2 separate regions of the Homo sapiens genome follow, and region 1 is linked to region 2. A link is an interaction called in ENCODE POLR2A ChIA-PET data of the cell type or tissue named here. Cell type or tissue: IMR-90. All regions are shown on one strand.

The links. Peaks named below come from ENCODE experiments on the same cell type or tissue, not always from the same donor. Only the 100,000 strongest peaks of a DNase experiment are listed, where the experiment ranks them.
Region 1: POLR2A ChIA-PET joins it to region 2 with 14 read pairs; 10 of 35 experiments call an interaction of 5 or more read pairs at or near these places.

The regions. Positions count from the first base shown.
Region 1 is chr22:40,182,234-40,184,733 of GRCh38, reverse strand. All of the region lies in intron 1 of TNRC6B (trinucleotide repeat containing adaptor 6B), which reads right to left. Among named protein-coding and RNA genes, the nearest start is that of TNRC6B, 5.6 kb to the right of the region's middle. In IMR-90, no CTCF peak of the experiment used is centred here; a DNase peak (open chromatin) is centred at 1,263.
Region 2 is chr22:40,297,924-40,300,423 of GRCh38, reverse strand. All of the region lies in intron 12 of TNRC6B (trinucleotide repeat containing adaptor 6B), which reads right to left. Among named protein-coding and RNA genes, the nearest start is that of ADSL, 47 kb to the left of the region's middle. In IMR-90, no CTCF peak of the experiment used is centred here; no DNase peak of the experiment used is centred here.

The DNA.
Region 1 (2,500 bases), 120 kb after region 2:
TCCAAAATCTTCCTAAATGCCTCTGGAACTCATTCATTTGTCCCCAACTCTGTTGTCAGTTCAGGCCACTATGACCTGAGATTACTACAGTATCATCTGGTCTGACGTGCAATGTCCCAGCCAGTTTCCACAACACACCAGAATCGTCTTTCAAAAATCCAATCTGAACAAGTGACTTTCCCACTTAAAACCCTTCAACTGTTCTCAGGAAAAAGACTTTCAAACGTGGCTTATACACTCTTCTGCATCTGGTCAAGGCTTAGTTTTTCAGCTTACCTCTCATTTCTCAGATTATTTCTTCCCTTAAGCACACGACACTCCAACCATGTCAAAGTACTCTCTATGCTGTTCCCCAAATATGCCAATGTCCACTAGTGCCCCGTGGTCTTTGCAGAAGCTGTTATCTCTCTAGGTGTCCACCCTTTTTAACCCCCCAACACCCTGAGCACCAGCCAGCCCCTTGCATCTATTCTCTAACTTCAGCAGTCGTGTCTGGAGAAAATCTTCACACTACTGCTAGGCTTGTACTTGTACTTATCAACACCTGGCATGTGAAAAGCACTCAGTAATTATTTGCAGAATGAATGAGTAAACAGATCATTTTCTAAGTTTTTTAAAAAACAAATTCCAACGTCAATGAATGAAAGCCATTTTTCTGTCACCCATATTAATTCAACAGCATTGTATAAAGTGGGCAATGGACCTAAATTTTCATTTTGCCCATTGAGTCAAAACTGGCTGTTGTGCACGGTGGCTCATGCCTGTAATCCCAGAACTTTGGGAGGCCGAGGCAGGTGAATCACAAGGTCAGGAGTTCGAGATCAGCCTGGCCAACATGCCGAAACACTGTATCTACTAAAATATACAAAAAATTAGCTGGGTGTAGTGGCAGGCGCCTGTAATCCCAGCTACTCGGGAGGCTGACGCAAAAGCATCGCTTGAACCCAGGAGGCGGAGGTTGCAGTGAGCAAAGATCACGCCACTGCACTCCAGCCCGGGCGACAGAGTGACTCCATCTCATATTAAAAAAAAAAAAACAACCTAGTAATAATTTAGTCAAATAAACAGAATTTACATGTGTGGGCCCAGAATAATCACAATGAGGGAGAAAACGCTGTATTCAATGTTCTCCTTTGCCTTGTAAACTCTAAGACCAATTCATTTGAAATTGCTGAGAACCTTCTGATGCAAAGCACAGAATGTATGAAAAACAGCCAAGTAAACGTGGATACAACACAGAGGCACAGCCTGAAGGAAACTGGAGAGTTATGAAGAGACGACATCAGACCACAGGAATGTAGGGACTTGAATAAAGAGAAAAGGCTCCGTGCTGCTCCTGTCCTTGTGCAGGCTAAAGCTCTGTGCAATCACTGTACAGGCTTCATGATCCTGGTAGCCATGAGAAAGAACAGAGCCATTCTGCGGGGCCATAAAAGCCTTTCTGGTTCATTCAACAAAGGGAGATACAGCAAAGGGGAAGGAAACACTTACTAAGCAACAAGACTAGGTGCCCAGCCCTCACATATAGCATTTCCTTTATGCGTCGCAACAATATATTATCCCCATTTTGCTGGTGAGGAAACGAGCCTACCATCGTCACACAGTGAGTCCTGGTGACCTTATACTCACACATTTTCACTCAACATCCACTCCTGCCAAGCCGTTCTAGATGTTGGGGATACAACAGTGAGGAAAACAGATAAGGTCTCTGCTTTCAGGAAACCGGATAGTATTGTGGAGACGTACCATACACAAATAATTTCAGATGGTGATACAATTTAGGAGTGTTAAAAAAGTAAAATTGAAGGATGTGATAAAATAACTAGGAAGGCAATTCCAGGTTGCAAAGTTCTCAGAGGTAATGCAAAAGATAATTTTGAAGAGATAGTGCACAGAGCTAAAGACAATGTTTAATAAAGTGACTATCAAGTCAAACCTTCAATGAAGTCTCCAAAACTACCAGAAGCAAAAAATTACCACTCATTCCCTGATTATCAGAAAAGATAACTAAGGAGTTATCTCAGTCATAACCTAAAGCAGTAAGTTATATAGTTAGTCACCAGATGGCAAGTATTTCCACATGAACCAAACTATTGAAGGCAATGGGCCAACCAAATTAATTCTTAGATGCCCCAGCACCTACATCAGTGCTTAATAAATTACTGCTGAACAAATATATGACGGAAAGAAGAAAACAATGTTAAGATGTCACTGCCATGAGTTAAATAAATCCCTTTTCTGGCCAAGTGGCTTCAATTCACTCCACCCTACCCCTGACACCCGTCTTAATCACAAGCAGGTGAGGAAAGTGGGATTAGAGTAAATCCACGAACAATACTGTACAGAGAAACAATTAGCATATGCTGTCCCTCTCCCCAGCCACCAGACAGAAACAAGTTCCACTTAAAGAAGTCTAATATCTAAATAACTAAAAATTATTAAATGGGGTAATTATTTGGCTTTTTTTTCTTTTCTTTTCTTTTTTTTTTGAGACGGAGTC
Region 2 (2,500 bases):
AAAGGAATCTTCAGAATTTATCAAAATAAAACTGTTTTTCTGTGAAAAGAATCTTGATGAATCTAAAGCAAGAGTTGTCAAACTTTTCTGTGAAAAATATATAACAGGAAAAATACACTCAAGGGTTAACAATGATTATCTTGGAGCAGTGAGATTACAACAGTTTTTAAATTTTCTTCTTAGACTTTCCAATTTTCTACAATAAAAAGTATAAATTTTATATTCAGGAAAACATCTTCAAGAAAAAAAAATTGATGACAATATGGCTTTTATCCAACCAAGAAATTATTACTGGAAATGTGCCATAAAACAAAACATGCTACATTGCATAAAGCTAATAAATAATACTTACGTGAAAGTATTTCTGTGCTACAAGTAAGACAAATATATTAACTTGTAAATAGAAGACATGAGTTTCAATGCATGGCTTCTGATAGCAAACACCCACAGAGTGGCAGTGTAAAAAAAGAGCCAGCATCAAAGAGCCTGGAAGGTCACTGACCCGGCAGGGTCCTTCTCCCTGTTCTCAGGAGTGAGCTAGGCGAGGCTGCAGGAAGCTCTGGCGACAGAGGATTCCCTCCTATCTTTGGTTTGCTCCTCTAAGATGATTTAAGTAAGAAGAAGTGAGTTTCCCTGCACCCTCATCTACTGAACCCACTGGACTAGTTGGGGCCATGGAGAACAAGCTTAAGAACGTGTCCGTGAGTGCCAAGTAGTGTAGCACAATGGCCAAGAATTTAGTCCTAGAGGCTGGGCACAGTGGCTCACACCTGTAATCCCAGCAGTTTGGGGGACTAGCTTGTGCCTAGGAGATTGAGAACACCTGGGCAACATAGCGAGCTATCATCTCTTTAAAAAAATAAAAAGGTTAAAAAAAGACTTTAGAGCTGGGTGTGGTGGCTCACGCCTGTAATCCCAGCACTTCAGGAGGCTGAGGTGGGTGGATTACCTGAGGTCAAGAGTTCAAGACCAGCCTGACCAACATGCAGAAACCCCGTCTCTACTAAAAATACAAAATTAGCTGGGTGTGATGGCGCATGCCTGTAATCCCAGCTACTAGGGAGGCTGAGGCAGGAGAATTGCCTCAAGCTGGGAGGCGGAGGTTGTGGTGAGCCAAGATGGTGCCATTGCACTCCAGCATGGGCAACAAGAGTGAAATTCCATCTCAAAAAAAAAAAAAAAAGACTTTAGTTCTAGAGGCAGACTGCCTGGGTTTGTAATCCCAGCTCTGCCTGCCTCCCCAGTTTTGTTTTTTTTTTTTTTTTGTTTTTTTTTTTTTGAGACAGGGTCTCACTCTGTCACCCAGGCTGGAATGCAGTGGCGTGATCATGGCTCACTGCAGCCTTGACCTCCCGGCTGGTCTCAAACTCCTGGGCTCAAGCCATCCTCTCAAAGTGTTGTGATTACAAGTATGAGCCACCGCTCCCAACCCAGCTCTGCCATTTCTTTTTTTTTTTTGAGACGGAGTCTCGCTCTTTCACCCAGGCTGGAGTGCAGTGGCGCTATCTTGGCTCACTGCAAGCTCCACCTCCTGGGTTCACGCCATTCTCCTGCCTCAGCCTCCCGAGTAGCTGGGACTACAGGCGCCCGCCACTGCGCCCGGCTAATTTTTGGTATTTTTAGTAGAGACGGGGTTTCACCGTGTTAGCCAGGATGGTCTCAATCTCCTGACCTCATGATCCGCCCGCCTCGGCCTCCCAAAGTGCTGAGATTACAGGCGTGAGCCACCGCGCCCGGCCCCAGCTCTGCCATTTCTAAGCTGACTCAGAGCAAGTTACTCATTTAGCCTTTCTGACCCTTACTTTCCTGATCTCCAACTGGAATGACAACAATATTAACTTCAGTCATTATTAGATTTTATGAGTTAATCAATGTCAAATGCTTAGAGATGTCCTCCATAAATGTTCACATTATTCCACAGGCTGATTCTTCAAATGTCTTCAGACAATGATTACAGTTCCCTTGCATCTCATCTTCAGGCTCAATATGATCAGTTCTTTCACCTGTATCTCCTTCCATTTCTTGGTGAAGAGCCAAGAACAGAAAGGTATTTTCTAGAGTAGTCTAACACCAAGTAGACCCTAAGCATTCTGTTAAAAGCTGTGCTTTCATGAACAATGCCTAAGATGTCAATTTCTCTGGTGATTGTAACTCCTGATTCACACACTAAGCTTAATGTTAGTTAAAATCTATAATATTTAAAAACATGCTTTTGTTCCCTCATGTAATATTTAACCCATGTAGCTGGGTTTTTTTTAATGATTTTTTAAATTTATTTTTATTTTTATTTTTATTTTTTGAGATGGAGTCTCGCTCTGTTGCTCAGGCTGGAGTGCAGTGGCGCAATCTCGGCTCACTGCAAGCTCCACCTCCTGGGTTCACGCCATTCTCCTGCCTTAGCCTCCCGAATAGCTGGGACTACAGGTGCCTGCCACCATGCCCGGCTAATTTTTTGTATTTTTTTTAGTAGAGACGGGGTTTCACCATGTTAGCCAGGATG